Regions from separate parts of the Homo sapiens genome. Here region 2 is linked to region 1. A link is an interaction called in ENCODE POLR2A ChIA-PET data of the cell type or tissue named here. Cell type or tissue: B cell. All regions are shown on one strand. Links, peaks and the distances in the headings refer to the core of each region. The heading gives the core; the rest is flanking DNA. Region 1 overlaps RNF8 (ring finger protein 8). Region 2 overlaps KCTD20 (potassium channel tetramerization domain containing 20).

Region 1 (8,335 bases), core at 148-8,147:
GAATGTAGTTTGAAAAAGCCCCTTGGTTGAAAATCACTGTTCTAAAGGACCAAGGAGATTTTATTTCTACATTGCTTGTTTTTTTTCTGAGTACAACCCAAAGAAACCGCTAGGAAAAGCAAAACAGAAGAGTTTTAACACTCTTGTCAACCAACTAACATCGAATGAGAACAGAAGAAACGGGAGGGGAGGAGCTGACAGAAGACTGCTCTCTCACCTCACCAGCTCCAGAGGGAGATACTCTATAGGGGATTTCAAAAAAACTTTTCCATTCAGAAAAAATCTCATGTCAATATCCCAGAGAGCCACAGTGACTCATGATACAAGACTTACTGAATGTCTGTTATCTGTCCTAGCTCCAGAGCATCCATCTCCAACTCAGGACCCAGCATCCTAACACTCCCATCCTCTTCCTCTCCTCTGGTCTCACACAAGAGATCAATGGCTAATCAGTCATGAGACTCTACTCCTCCCACTAACATATGAAACTTCAATAACCAGCCCAGGAGGCCTAGAAGTGAGGCTGTTCTTGGTGAAATCAGAATACAGGCATGTCTGCATGGGCAACACCCTGTGGCCACAGGCAGGCAGGTCTCCTCTGAATTTATAAGAGCAATTCCTGCTCCAGGGCCTGCAGTGATGGGACTCTGACAATTACAGGCTTGCCAATCCTAGTTTCCAGATCCTAAATTTGGTCCTTTTTAAAAATTCCCATGCAACAGGGATTAAACCAGCTTTCAATTGGCCTTGGAATATGGAAGGAAGGTTGGTATTTAAACTGAGAATTTTCTCTAAACCCAGTGAAGCTGTTGATAGCTCTGGCATGTCTTTCCCTAAATCAGGTCTCAGAAAACCTGTCTGTCTCTAGAGAAAACTTCAAAGCTGCATTCAGTGTGATAACTACAGAAACCAAGATGGGTGCCAGAAGTGCTCCCAGCCAATGCATGTAACAGGGAAGCTAACTCATTTTACTGTGTAGCCCCCTAGTGTTACCAAAAAAGTGAGAGACACCCTCTTTAGCCTTTGGAGAGAAAAGGGGGATCTGTTATTACTCTGCAGAATTAACTCTGTGTAATAGGAGTCAGACGTAAACTTAGGACACAGGGCCCAGGGCCCTTCTTTCCTTTTTTTTTTTTTTTTGAGACAGAGTCCCGCTCTGTCATCCAGGCTGGAGTGCAGTGGTGCGATCTTGGCTCACTGCAACCTCTGCAGGTTCAAACGATTCTCTTGCCTCAGCCTCCTGAGTAGCTGCGACTACTGGTGTGCGCCACCACGCCCGGCTAATTTTTGTATTTTTAGTAGAGACGGGCTTTCACCATGTTGGCCAGGCTGGTCTCGAACTCCTGACTTCGTGATCTGCCCATCTTGGCCTCCCAAAGTGCTGGGATTACAGGCATGAGCCACCGTGCCCAGCCTTTTCTTTCCCTGATGTTTTGTGAAGCCATTTGCCATGCTTAGATTGCAGGGAAGGAACTTAGGTGGTAGACTGGGCGAAGAAAGCCCATGGGTGTCCCTAGGTCCACCCCCCAACCCCGTCCCCCGACTCAGCTGATCTTGGCCAAATCTGGATTCCCAGATCACTGCTCCTCTCAAAAAGGGAAAGAGGGAAGAAAAAAAAATTCACAAAGCCTCCGTAGATACTTTCTAAGCCTTGACATCATGTGAATATTATGTCTTGTGTGGGCCACACTGGGAACTGGGGCAGGACAGGTCACTGCTTCTCATGCCTCTGTGTTTTGCTTGTGCTACTGCCTCTCCTTAGAAAGCTAACCTCCTAGGGAACCTTTAAGGCTCATTCAAATGTCATTTCCTTGATGAAGCTTTTTCCCATACCTGCACCTCCCCAGGCCAAATCAGGTGTGTCCCTTCCTTTGAAGTTTCATAGCACCCTGATAAGGAACTCATCACACTATCTACTTGCCTTTCTATCTCCTCCGCCAGACTGTTTGTGCCGTAAGGGCTGAGATAATGTCTTATTTAACTTTTTCTCCTGATGCCTAGTGTAGTATTCCTGTAAATGCTTATGGAGTGATGGGAGGTGAAAAGGAAGAACAATGGGATTCTGTCAGATCAAGTAGCTCTTGGAAGTGAAAATCTGTGGGGGCTTAAATTTAGGCACAAAACCCAGTAGCATACAGCTGTTAGTAAAGTGGTAAAACTTCAGTTCCAAAGAACCAGCTTTCAAAGTCTACTCTGCCCTCCCACAGGTCAGAATGTCTTCCTTGGGCATAAGAGGCTCAGACACACGTCCTGCTCAGCCTCTGTGACAAGCCTGCTGCCTCCATTCTGGCTGACCAGCAGAGGGCCAGTTTCAAACCACAGGTGCTTGCAAGTCAGCATCAGATTCCTGGCCCTACTATCCTATTTATAACTCACTGTATACTTAACTCAAGGTTTTTTCAACACCTGGACAGCAACTGAAGTGTCTTGACAACAGCACCATCTAGTGACTGGTACAGCAAAACGTCTGACTGTGTGTATTTTTTTAAATCACATCTTCATTTTATCCCCCCACAACCAAGGCACACATACTTAGCCTCCCACTTCCCTGCTGCTCAAGTAACAGTTGCGGTTAATTCTATCTCAACTCTTCCTCTCCTGCATTATCTTTAACTCCCTTTACTCCTCCCCATTTATTCCATCTCTTCCCTAGTTCAAGAATTGTTTATCTGACTCTTTCTCTTTCCAAAAATATTTGTTGAAGTTTGGAAGTAAATAAGTCCTTTCTTGAGGGGTAGGAATTCTCACACCCACTCACCTTTTCGTTCCCTAATGAGAACAATTCGTCGTTCTTTCACTTCTGAGCTCAGATTATTTACCATCTTATTAATGCAATTGTCCAGAACCAAAGAGTACGTTTTGGACTTAATGTCCTTCCGACAAATGGGGCATTCTATCTTCCGCTTCATCCATTCATTGATACAGTAGGAGCAGAAACTGTGGGCACAGTTCAAGGTGACAGCCTACAGTAGGAATGTGGACACACATATCAGAACTTTCATGCTTACTTTCTCAGGATGCTTGTGATCTCAAAGTTAGGACAGGAGTGAATTTCAAAGGCCAAATGGAAAATTAACAACAATCCCATCTTAAGGGCTTATAAAGAGTATCAGAATCATTCTTGGGGTTGGGCCGGGCATGATGGCTCATGCCTGTAATCCTGGCACTTCGGAAGGCCAAGGTGGGTGGGTCACCTGAGGTCAGGAGTTTGAGACCAGCCTGGGCAACATGGTAAAACCTCGTCTCTACTAAAAATACGAATATTAGCCAGTCACAGTGGTGCACACCTGTAATCCCAGCTACTCGGGTGGCTGAGGCACGAGAATTGCTTGAACCCAGGAGATGGAGGTTGCAGTGAGACAAAATCACACCACTGCACTCCGGCCAGGGTGACAGAGGCAGAAATCGTTTTTAGGGTTGGGGAATTTTTTTTTTTTTTTTTGAGACGGAGTCTCACTCTGTCCCCCAGGCTGGAGTGCAGTGGCGCGATCTCGGCTCACTGCAGACTCCGCCTCCTGGGTTCACGCCATTCTCCTGCCTCAGCCTCCCGAGTAGCTGGGACTACAGGCGCCTGCCACTACACCCGGCTAATTTTTTTGTATTTTTAGTAGAGACGGGGTTTCACCGTGTTAGCCAGGATGGTCTCGATCTCCTGACCTCGTGATCTGCCCGCCTCGGCCTCCCAAAGTGCTGGGATTACAAGTGTGAGCCACCAAGCCCGGCCTGGGTTGGGAAATTTTAAGCTTTATGTTAGACAATTCTTTTCTTAAAGTTAAGGTCACAGACTCAGGTTCCAGGCAGGCTGATTTGTCTTTTTCAGTCCACCAACTTAGACCACACTCCCAATGTGGGCTGGCCACCTTGCAAACAAAATGTTATTGGATATGAGTAGGACTATTAAGTGCGTGAATGCTTACACCTGTAATCCCAGCACTTGGGGAGCTGAAGAAGGTGGACTGCTTGAGCCCAGGAATTTGAGACCAGTCTGAGAGACATGATGAAACCCTATCTCTACAAAAAAAGGAAAAAAAAAATAGCCAGGCATGGTGGCACAGTCTGTGGTCCCAGCTACTCAGGAGGCTGGGGTGGGAGGATCACTAGAGCCTGGGAGCTAGAGGCTGCAGTGAGCCATGATGGCGTTACTGCACTCCAGCCTGGGCGACAGAGTGAGACACTGTCTGGAAAAAACAAACAAACAAACAAAAACAAACAATAAAAAGTATTATTTTCCACCAATCTGATGCTTTTATAAAACAAATTTTTTAAAAAGAAAAACAAATTTATGTCTTGCTAATTGACATATGAAAGGGAACACATACTAAATATTAAGTATACAGAATTATATAAGACATCATCTCTAAAACTAAAAAAGTAAAATAATATAGAAGGCAACTAAAAATGCTGGGCAAAAAAAGAAACTAAAAAAGTAAAAATGTAGTGGGTTCGTTGACAACGCCTGAATATCTAAGTAATGTGCCAATGAAGAGAGAAAGCAAAAGGAAGCCTGTATTTGTGGGGCTCCTCTGAGTAATCCCTCTGGTCAATTTCTGCCTGAGCCCTTTTCACTCAGAAGAATACAAACCTTTTTCTTTGTTACTCTTGTTTATGTACATCTCCTAAGATACAACTTTTTCTGAGGCTCAAAAATGCTCATTCCTGCTCTTAGGATAACAGTGCAAAATAACACAGATATTACATATTTTTCAAATGCCAAGTTGAGCACAGAAGCTAGGAAACATTGTGTTTATTACATGAGACAAGCTCTCATAAACAGTACTGAAAACCTATCTGATAAAAATGAAGCATCTGGCCAGGCTCACTGTAATCCCAGCACTTTGGGAGGCCGAGGCAGGCAGATCACCTGAGGTCAGGAGTTCGAGACCAGCCTGGCCAACATGATGAAATCCCATCTCTACTAAAAATACAAAAAAATTAGCTGGGTGTGGTGGCGGGTGCCTGTAGTCCCAGCTACTCCGGAGGCTGAGGCAGGATCACATGAACCCAAGAGGAGGAGGCTGCAGTGAGCCGAGATTGCGCCACTGCACTCCAGCCTGGGTGACACAGTGAGACTCTGTCTCAAAAATAAACAAATAAATAAATAAATAAAATAAAACATATTTCTGAGACGAATTTTAAGAGGTGACCAGTAGAGTAGATAAGACAGTATTCTGTAAACAAAACACAGGGTCAAGTTGTTTATGTCTTATATGTCTCTGCAGATGCTCCAGGTTGGCTAACTCATCATTTATTTCAACCCCCGTTCCTTGTCTTCCTCTTATAGAGTCCATAAGCCCTGTCAAAACAACATAGAACTTCTCCAAAGTAGAGAATCAGATGACTAGAAATTATGGGAGAAGTTACGATCTGAAGTCCAAACGGACCCAGAGGAAAAGAAACAGTTCTGCCCAGGAGAGATTTTTCAAGAGGCTAACAGACCCAACTTCCCTAAAGATCACCTGAGAAAAGAAAGCTGTGTGTATATGTTTTTCTTTTTTTTTTTTTTTTTTTTTTTGAGACGGAGTCTCGCTCTGTCACCCATGCTGGAGTGCAGTGGTGCGATATCAGCTCACTGCAAGCTCTGCCTCCTGGGTTCAAGCAATTCTCCTGCCTCAGCCTCCCGAGTAGCTGGGATTACAGGTGCATGCCACCATGCTTGGCTAATTTTTGTATTTTTAGTAAAGATGGGGTTTTGCCACGTTGACCAGGCTGATCTTGAACTCTTGACCTCAGGTGATCCGCCCACCTTGGCCTCCCAAAGTGCTCGGATTATAGGCATGAGCCATTGCACCCGGCCTACATTTTTCTTTCTCTTTTTCTTTTTTTTCATGCCTTGCTCTGTCACCCAGGCTGAAGTGCAGTTGCGTGATCTCGACTCACTGTAGCCTCCGCCTCCCAAATTGAAGTGATTCTCCTGCCTCAGCCTTCCGACTAGCTGGGACTACATGCACACACCACCATGTCTGGCTAATTTTTGTAGTTTTAGTAGAGATGGTGTTTCACCATGTTGGCCAGTCTGGTCTCGAGCTCCTAACCTCAGGTGATCCTCTTGCCTTGGCCTTCCAAAGTGCTGGGATTACAGGTGTGAGCCACTGCACCTGGCCTTCTTTTTAAAGGAGTCTGAATAGCACTGTCATTTAGCAACTTGAATTTAACATCTGTGGTCTAAGGTGAACTGGTCACAAACAGCAGAATTTGTCAAATAAATAAATAAGCCAGTGCAAAAATATGATAGGCTAACAAATGGTAGAGGTTTCATTTCCATAAGGAGCCTCAGAGTCCCTGAAATATATTCAACTTGGGCCGTAAATTCCCAAAGTGACCACATTTTAATGACGTTTACCCCCTCGTTTAAAAGGTTGCACTATAAGCATATTCTCGGCATAGTGCCCATTCAGAGTAAAGAAAGAATAGCTTTTATTGAGCAGCTTTATTCTGATACTTCCAAAATCTAATTTGGCCCTGTTTTCTCCTCAACAACAAAGAGATAAAGGCTTCATTGCAGCTCAAAATGTTAATCATACCAAATAAACATTTAAGAACAGATGAAATGCCAAAAAAGGACAGTGAAGGGAAAGAAGATTATAAAAACAAATAAGAGGTGGTCATCTCTAGAGGTGACTTTGAAATCAAATAGTTATAAGTTCCTGGAAGAAAATCTCTTCAGAATGTTCCCCTATAGTAGAAGCAGCCTGTGTAGCCCAGGCTTCATTCAGGGTTGGGAGAATAAGAAGGGGTCGGCTGGGTGTGGTGACTCACACCTGTAATCCCAGCACTTTGGGAGGCTGAGGTGGGCAGATCACCTGAGGTCAGGAGTTCGAGACTAGCCTAGCCAACATGGCAAAACCCCATGTCTACTAAAAATACAAAAGCTTAGACAGGCATGGTGGCATGTGCCTGTAAGGGACCCAGCTACTTGGGAGGCTGAGGCACAAGAACTGCTTGAGCCCAGGAAGTGGAGGTTGCAGTGAGCCGAGATTGTGGCACTGCACTCTAGCCTGGGTTGACAGAGTGAGACTCTGTCTCAAAAAAAAAAAAAAAAAAAAAAAAAAAAGAAGGGGTGAGCAACTGTTCATAATTACCTCAATGAAGTATTCTGAACAAATAATACATTGGAGCTCATTCTCTAGCACATCATTCATGTGGCTAAGAACTTCTTCCTTCTGTGCTTGCATCTTCTCCTTCTCTTCCTGCAAGACACACAATCCTACCTGTCATTCAGAGAACCAACAAAAATGCAAAATGGGACAGGGAGCAGGGTCAATTATTTAGAAGAGGATTCAGTCTTAATGAGTGATTCATTCTGGTGCAGCAACATTAAGAATAGAACACTTTCCCTAAGGCTTATTGTTTTTCAATAATTGTTTTCTAATACAGAGCACTAACCTCCTTTCTTTCCTCTCCCTACTTGCTATGGTCTGAATGTTTGTGCTTCCTCCCAAATTCCCATGTTGAAACTTATTTTCAAACGTGATGGTATTAAGAGGTGGGGCCTTTGGGAGGTGACTAGGTCATGAGGGCTCCATGCTCATAAATGGGGTTAGTGGCCTTAAAGGGGCCCAAGGAGAGCTCATTTGCCCCTTCCGCCATATAGGGACAGACATGGCAAGACTCCATCTACGAATCAGAAGACAGCCCTCACCAGACACCAAACATGCCAGCATCTTGATCTTGGATTTCCCAACCTCCAGTACTGTGAGAAATAAATTTCTGTTGTTTTTAAGCTACGCAGTTTATGGGTCTTTTTTGTAGTAGCCTGAATGGACTAAAACACCACTTTTTCAGTATTTGCATTGCAAATTCTGTCTCCTTCCCCAAAATTAATCAAATGAGAAAAATGCAGGTGACATACTAACCACACCAACCACCCAAGACCAGATGGGACATTAAGTAGTTTATAGCAAGCTGTAGTTCAGACATTACATAAGATTATCCCAAACAATTAAAAACTCACTGGACAAGAAAAGAGGCATGAATAGTCCAGAGGCAGGAAACTTGAATTAGTTATAAAGTTGCTGTGTTCTTTGCAGCTGCCTTTTCTGTAAAGTAAGGTACACCTCTGGAGGCAGAAGGCTGGAGACAGGCCTCTTGAATTACCTTCAGGCTCCATGCTCTATGATACCTGCCACTTCCCACTCCTGCAGAGGCCTGCAGTACCATCTCCCCGGCTTTCCCCAAGAGGTCAGACTGCGTGTGGACACACTTTTTAAGGAGGCTCCTACGTATGCTCTCTTGAAGCAGACATTTATTTTAGCACTTCACCCCCAAAACAAAAAGCATTAAGAGCCCCTGAGGGGGAGAGGATAGGCCATTTGAGGTATATTTGAGTGGCTGGCTC
Region 2 (8,335 bases), core at 185-8,184, 920 kb after region 1:
CGAAACTCCGTCTCAAAAAAAAAAAAAAAAAAAAAAAAAAAAAAAAAAAAAATCCTGAAGGATTTTCGGAGTCTTTCACTTGTTGCCCAGGCTGGAGTGCAATGGCACCATCTCAGCTCACTGCAACCTCCACCTCCTGGGTTCAAGCGACTCTCCTGCCTCAGCCTCCCAAGTAGCTGGGATTACAGGCACCCACCACCACGCCCTGCTAATTTTTGTATTTTTAGTAGACACGGGGTTTCACCATGTTGGCCAGGCTGGTCTCAAACTCCTGACCTCAGGTGATCCACCCGCTTCGGCCTCCTAAAGTGCTGGGATTACAGGTGTGCACGACCACACCCAGCCCAGGATTAATGTTTAATGGCACATACTTTCAGATATCACCGAACCCAGCATTTCCCAAAGTCCCCTATAAACTCTATTTCCTCTAAAATCCCAGAATGATGGAACAAAAATCTCTTGACTTATGAAACCTAAGAAGCAAACTGATACCAAGTTCTTCAACAAACCAGAGCAGGCAGTTTAAATATAATAGTAAGGTTCTATTCCCCTTCCAGCATGGACGCTTCATTCAACTTTGAATGATATTTTCATTGCCTACCCTGGTTCACTTCTGTAGCCATCCCCCAAATGAATCTTCGTCCTCAGAACAGATTGAAGGCGGGGAAAAAAAAAAGGAAAGAAAAAAAGGCAAGGCGCAGTGGCTCACACCTGTAGTCTCAGAACTTTGGGAGGCCAAGGCAGGAGGATCTCTTGAGCCTGAGAGTTCAAGACCAGCCTGGGTAATATAGTAAGATCTCATCTCTAAAAAAAATTTAAAAATTAGCCAGACATGGTGGTGCATGCCTGTAGTCCCAGCTACTTGGGAAGCTGAGGCGGGAGGATGATTTAAGCCCAGGAGGTCGAGGCTGTAGTGAGCTGTGATTGTACCACTGCACTCCAGCCTGAGCAGCAGAGCAAGACCCTGTTTCAAAAAAAAAAAAAAAGAGAAAAAAAGCAGCAAAACACAGCCAGGCCCAGTGGCTCATGCCTGTCATCCCAGCCCTTTGGGAGGCTGAGGTGGGCGGATCACCTGAGGTTAGGAGATCGAGACCATCCTGGCCAACATGGTGAAACCCCGTCTCTACTAAAAATACAAAAATTAGCTGGGTGTGGTGGTGTGCACCTGTAGTCCCAGCTACTCGGGAGGCTGAGGCAGGAGAATTGCTTGAACCCAGGAGGCGGAGATTGCAGTGAGCTTAGAGCACCCCAGCCTGGGTGACAGAGAGAGACTCCATCTCAAAAAAAAAAAAAAGAAAAGAAACAAAACACTTCAACAACAATATAATTCTCTATTGCTGCAAAACTATTTTTTGGTCAACACAACTCTGAAGGTCACAGCAATGTGCAAGAACCAGAGGTTCACCACCCTGTTATAGCTTAACAGTAACTGAAGAGACTGCTTTGGAAAGGCAGCAAGAGTTAAAATGTATATTAATAATGGAACCCAGAATATACAGCTGTGAAGCAAAGAAAACATCCAGCAAGCCAGTTCATGCTTCACTTCCATACATTCTGTGAAAGCATTTTATACACTCTGAGGAGCTATATATTTTAAGAGTATATATTTTATTATTTATTTCACAGGCCTCCCATGAAGGCCCATATTTTGTTAAGTCTTGATTTTACTGACCTGGAACAGCAAAATAGTTTTATCACCATCATCTCCCCATCTTGGAAAATGTATATACAGTCTTTGATAGTGGAATTATCTCTACATATTCCTTGCACCTAAAAAAGAATGTACTGGTTTCTCTCTAGAACAATCATCTTGAGTATGAATCCACACAACAGCCTGTAGATAATAAATTTATATATTTTCTTATTTGCAATTTCTCCTAATCAATTATTTCTGAAGAAAACAAGATATTTACCTAGATCACTATTCCCTTAAATAAATTCAATATCCTACCATTGAACTACTCAGATTAAAAAAAAAAAAAACAAAAAAAAACTAATTGGAATGGCATGGGGGCAATAATATTGATGTATCTCAAAAGCATAATGCTTGCATACTGTTTTTTTTTTTTTTTTTGAGACGGAATCTCACCCTTCTTGCCCAGGCTGGAGTGCAGTGGTACGATCCCAGCTCACTGCAACCTCTGCCTCCCGGGTTCAAGCAATTCTCCTGCCTCAGCCTCCTGAGTAACTGGGATTACAGGCATGCACCATCACGCCCGGCTAATTTTTGTATTTTTAGTGCAGACGGGGTTTCATCATGTTGGCTAGGATGGTCTTGATCTCCTGACCTCATGATCCACCCACCTTGGCCTCCCAAAGTGCTGGGATTACAGGCGTGAGCCACCATTTCATACCGTTAATAGTGCAAGGACATGATCTTTCAAAAGGCAGTACCCTTGTTTATACTTAGGACCGTATCTCCACTCTGTGTAGGAGGTGGGAGGTGAAAATGAAGTAGGATGCCACAGAATTTGGTAAATAAGCTAATCTGCCCTTAACCCATATCCCATAATCAAACTTAAGAAGTAGTTATATCTTTGCCAAACCTTCATTCCAAACTGAAAAATCCTAGCCCTTCCAGTCTGTTCTTATGTGAAAACCACTTGGTCTAGTTCCATTGTGCTTTTTCTTTATGCATGCTAATGAGAACTCTGCTAATGTTTTCTGTTAAGCAGGTTTTCTGTTTTGCTGCACATAATGCTCTCTGGTGACACCCAGAATTTCTGGGAATAGGTTAAAATGGGATGAAGTTTGGGGGAGGGGAAACAGAGGGGGATGGGGAAAATCTAAAATGTCTACAAGACCTCCTTCTAGGACTATTATGAACTCACAGTAAGAGGCTATCATATTCCGAAAGTACTGAGTCTCTACAAAAGATAAGAAATTAGCTGGTGTGTGATGGTGTACACTTGTTGTCCCAGCTGCTCAGGAGGCTGTGGAAGGAGGATCACTTGAGCCTGGGAGGTCAAGGCTGTAGTAACCCATTATCATGCCATTGCACTCCAACCCATGACAGAGCAAGACCCAGTCTCTCTCATTCATTCATAAATAGAGTTTATACTGATGTTTTCAGTTCAAATTTAATACTGGTTTTTCCTAACTCATTTTATATTAGTGTATCTTTTCCTTCACATTGAAATTCTTGGTTCATAGACTAGTTTCAGAATTATAATGTCAAATTACTAGTAACAATAAACCTACTAAGTTTAGGTGTTTTGGTCAAGGGAGCAGTTCTTTTTGTCCTTAAAGCATATCCCACTAAGGATGTACAGTCAGCATGCTATATTCAAAAGTTACTGTGTATTTTTTCTCTATATGTTCTGTAAGGTAGGTTCTTTTGTTTCTCTTTTTATTCAATCATAGCATTTTCCCATTATTTTTAAAATGTATTTCCTGAATATGTAAAACATTTACATGGTTCCGAAGTTGAAGACTCATAAAAAAGGAATGTTCAGAGAAGTCTCTGTCCTTCCCCTTTTTCCCTCTCAATCTGTTCCTATTTATTCCCTACAGATAACCAGTTGTCTTAGTCCATTTGTGCTGCTATAAACAAAATGCCTGAGACTGGGTAATTCATAAAGAACAGAAATTTCTTTTCTCACAGTTCTGGAGGCTGAGAAATCCAAGCAAGATTAGGGTGCTGGCAAATTGGGTATCTGGTGAGGGCTGTTCCTCAAAGATGATGGCATCCAGGCGTCCTCACATGATGGAAGGAGAAGGGCTAGCTAGGTTCCTTCAATTCCCTTTTATAAGGCCTAATCACCTCCTAAAGGCCTCCCCTCTTAATGGTATCACCTTGGGGGTTTAAGTTCCAACACAACAATTTTGGAGGGACATATACATTCAAACCATAGCATTGGTTTTGTTAGTTTATCTTTAATGTTTCTCTTTGCAGACATAAGGAAGTATGTGTGTACATATACATATATTCTTAACTCCTTTTTTCTCTTATACAAAAGATAGAATACCATATTCTACCAAATAAAATACCATATTTTGTACCTTGTTATATTACTTAACAGTATATCCTGGAAATCACTCCATGGGAGTTCATACACATATTCCTCATTCTTTATTATGTCTGCATAATACTCCACTGTGTAGCTATTAATATGGAGAGATTAGATACAGAAAAGGGAAAAAGGGCATTCCAGGCAAGATGAATGACAAATAACTGGCAGGAAAATAAGAATAAACAAGGCTTTATTACCATATGAAAGAGAAAGAAAGTAAACCAATCAGGCTAGAGTGAAGGATTAATGCAAAAGGGTGGGAAAAGTCAAGGTTACCACCATATCATACAATTCCAGGGAAGACCATGCACATCATCATCTAAGGAGCTGTATAAAGCACAGCTTAGATAATTGTACACACTCCCTTGGGTAAAGCTAAAGACAAAAAGTTGGGGCTAGTTTACAGAGGCACTTAGATTATAAGGTAAAATAGGATTCTGTCTTGTAGCCAAAGCTTCTGCAGGAAGGTGTCATGTTCAAAATGTTGCTTTAAGATAAATAAGACCACAGACAGACTGGAGGGGCTATAAGAGAAGGTTACTAAAATTGTCTAGGAGTGAGGTAGTAAGTATCTTAGTGGGCTGACAGCGAAGAAAAGGGTATTACCTAAGACACAGTCTTGCTTACCTTCAAAGAGCTTACAATCTAGTTGTTGAGATAATGTATTATTTAAGAGTTACATAATACAGAAATGATATTTTAGAATCAGAAGAGACCTCAGTGATCATATTGTCCAATGGTTCTCAAATCCAGCTGATAATCAGAATCACTTAGAGGAACTTGTTAAAACATCTTCTTGGGCCCCATTCCCCAGAGATTCTTATTCAATAAGTCTTTAGTTGGGTCTGGAGAATCTGAACTTGTAACACGCTCCTCAAGTGATCTCCCACTGACTGGCGATGTTTGGGAACTACTGTTTCAGTATAGTCTTTTCATTTCATAGATGAGAAGCTGAATCACAACAATATTCTTTTCCAAGAATGTTACAGGAGATTACAATCTAGGGGTTGGGAGGCCTTTTTAATCAAGACCCAAAACCCAAAAGCGAAATGAGAAAGACAAATCTGACCACAAAACATTTAAAAACATTTGTATGGCAAAGGATCCTATAAACAAAGACAACAGACTTGAAAAACTATATATGTAACAGACTACGAAGGGTTGTTATCATCATACTCCACAAGGGTTATGAAAATACATGAAACTAACACAACAGAAAAATGGTGAAGGATGGAAAAGGGGCAGATACCCAAAAGAGAGTTGGTGAAGCTATATTAATAGCCTACAAAATAGAATTTAAGGCAAAAAACTACACAAGCTTGGCAAGGCAGAAAATTCAAAGGATATCTGTGGACAGGACTATTTCTGCTCCTCATTTCTACTTGGAAGAAAATCATAATGAGAAGCAGGAGAGAAGAAGGCATTACAATTCCACAGGAAAGCTCGTACTCCTCTGATTCCACTTCCCTTTTCCTTCCTCCTTCTCTACAAATCACAGGCCAGGCTAACAAGCTGACAGATAAAAGTACAATGACAGGGTGACAAGATTAGAATTGCTTGGATAAATTTTCCTGTCTCCTCTATTTGACACTCCTAACTTACTACCCTTAGTACGTTTTTGTCAATATAACTTAGATGAAAGACAGCTTTTAACTTACATAAAAGACTATATGAGTTACAGTACTTTTTTGTCAATATAACTTAACGTTGAAAGACAGCTTTTGTGCACATAAAAGGCTATGTGAGTTACTTGGATTTACATTAAGACCTTAAATTCAGTATATTAACAGTCTAAAGACCCTTAGTTTTTTTATAACTGTATCAGCCTAATTACCTAATTTAAAAATATTAATGTACTACATATAAAAAGATTTAAAGAACCATATAATAAAAACTCTTGTACCCACCTCCAGTTTAAATATAAAACATGAATCCCCTAAATTTGGCATTCCCATCAAACATCTTCACTACATTTAGTTTAATAGATGCTCTTTTCCTGTGTTAGCACTTCAAATGCCTACCAAGCAAATCCTTAAGTACTTTTTTAAAAAAGTTCTGGTAGATGTTTAAAAAATTAAACTTATAAGTATAGTATACATAAAAAGGTCCTAAATATTACAACACTTTTCAAACTTAGCAAAGTTTTCTAGCATTCTTCAACTAATAATCAAATCTAAACCAAATTACTCAAGAACATATCTTAAATGAGAATCACAAATTAATCTGCTGGATTCTTTCATATGTCAAATTACTGCAAACATTACATCCTAAGTCCAGATGGACTTAAACTTAATTGATTTAACACATATCATGCACTATATATTATTTAAGTACTTTATAAATATTATTTAATACTCAAAAAACTTTATGAGGTAGATGCCATTGTTACCCTCATTTTACACATAAGAAAACTGAAGGAAGAAGGAGGTTAAGGAAAGTTCCCACAGTCACACAGCTAACAAGCAGTGGAGCCAGACTTCTGGCTTCATAGTCCATGCTGTTTACCACCATGCAGTGCCGCTGCTCCTTATAGGTATAAATCACTTCAAAATTTCTATGTATGTTTTACAGGACTGGAAATGTGATTTCAAGCTGAAGACCGGGGGCTAGGACATATAATCTTCCTGTGCTGATAATGGGCACATCTAGCACCTTTCCTCTTTAAATAATTGCTACAACAGAGCCTCTAAATCAAATACCTCCAGATGGGGGTTGATTTTACAATCTGAGTTCAAATTAAGTTCTAATTGTGAGGCTGGGTGCGGTGGCTCACGCCTGTAATCCCAACACTTTGGGAGGCTGAGGTGGGCGGATCACTTGAGGTCAGCAGTTCGAAACCAGCCTGGCCAACATGGTGAAACCCCGTCTCTATTAAAAATACAAAAAATTAGCTGGGTGTGATGGTGGGCACCTGTAGTTCTAACTACTCGGGAGGCCGAGGCAGGAGAATCGCTGGAATCTGTGAGGTGGAGGTTGCACTGAGCTGAGATCATTCCACTGCACTCCAGCCTGGGCTACAGGCTCAGTCTCGGGAAAAAAAAAGAGAGATCTAATTCTGCTGTAACTTCTTTCAACTTTATTACCTAAATACTGGTTAGATGGAATTCTATAATTTCCATGTGGGGTGCTTCCTCTTTTGATTGAACTTAACTAGTTAAGGTCATTCTAATGAAACCTTAAGGAGAACAATCCAAGGCACATAATAGGTCAAAGAAAGCTCACGACTCCTACAAAAAAGCTGGTCAACATATAATAGAATTTCCAGGGTAAGGTCTTCAGTGTCCAGGATACTCCTCTACTTGGCTATTACCTAAAACTCTCTAAAGGAACAACTGCATAGGCTGTAAAGAATAATTTAAAGACAAACTTCTAGGAAATCCAAGGGATATACTTTTAGTAATAACATTTTTTAAAGCAGTGCAATTAAAAAATTAAAAGTATATTAGTAAATACAGTTGACTATTTTATAGAAAAGAGCTAAGCATTTATATAGCAAGAAAAGAGTTGAAGGCTTTAGAGGACAGATCCATAAATCAGTACTATAGTAACAGAGCTAACATGTAGAAAATTCATGTTATAAACAATCCACAAATCACTGTCAGAAAACAGTATAAAGGTCATCTAGTTCAAGGACCAGCACCAATTGCTGTCAAAAGTACTGTAGTAACAGAGCTAACATGTAGAAAATTCATGTTTATAAACAATCCACAAATCACTGTCAGAAAACAGTGTAAAGGTCATCTAGTTCAAGGACCAGCACCAATTGCTGTCAAAAGTTTTCATGCAGTCTTGTCAAAAATTAGGCCAATGTAGATAATGTAACCCACACACCATTTTCTGAGTCCTAAGACACTTGACGCTAAGACATCATCAATCTAAAAACTTTTTAAGAAAAAGCAGCACTATTGTATTAAATAGAATTTTCAGATGCATCCTGATTTTAAAAATGTTAAAATATGAAGTGAAAAATTATGGTATATAGTGTAAGGCTTCCTTGGGAAGGGCTATCCTTTGTACCTAAATGATATCTTCTTTTTCTTTTTTTTTGAGACGGAGTCTCGCTCTGTTGCCCAGGCTGGAGTGCAGTGGCATGATCTCAGCTCACTACAACCTCTGCCTCCGAGTTCAAGCGATTCTCCTGCCTCAGCCTCCCGAGTAGCTGGGATTATGGGCACGTGCCACCAGCCCTGGCTAATTTTTGTATTTTTAGTAGAGATGGGGTTTCACCACGTTGGCCAGGCTGGTCTCAAACTCTTGACCTTGATATCAAGTGATCCACCCACCTCGGCCTCCCAAAGTGCTGGGATTACAGGCGTGGGCCA

Evidence for each region. ChIA-PET counts read pairs that join two places held together with the same protein. Peaks named below come from ENCODE experiments on the same cell type or tissue, not always from the same donor. Only the 100,000 strongest peaks of a DNase experiment are listed, where the experiment ranks them.
Region 2: POLR2A ChIA-PET joins it to region 1 with 7 read pairs; 1 of 35 experiments calls an interaction of 5 or more read pairs at or near these places.

The regions. Positions count from the first base shown.
Region 1 is chr6:37,375,778-37,384,112 of GRCh38, reverse strand. RNF8 (ring finger protein 8) reads right to left here. Exons shown (of 8, transcript NM_003958.4): 6 at 7,080-7,187; 7 at 2,759-2,963. Among named protein-coding and RNA genes, the nearest start is that of RNF8, 26 kb to the right of the region's middle. In B cell, for the core only: CTCF peaks have their summits at 2,251 (motif pointing right) and 2,460 (motif pointing left); DNase peaks (open chromatin) are centred at 2,422 and 7,822; H3K4me3 peaks cover 726 bases; H3K27ac peaks cover 930 bases.
Region 2 is chr6:36,459,036-36,467,370 of GRCh38, reverse strand. All of the region lies in intron 1 of KCTD20 (potassium channel tetramerization domain containing 20), which reads right to left. Among named protein-coding and RNA genes, the nearest start is that of KCTD20, 20 kb to the right of the region's middle. In B cell, for the core only: no CTCF peak of the experiment used is centred there; no DNase peak of the experiment used is centred there; H3K27ac peaks cover 764 bases.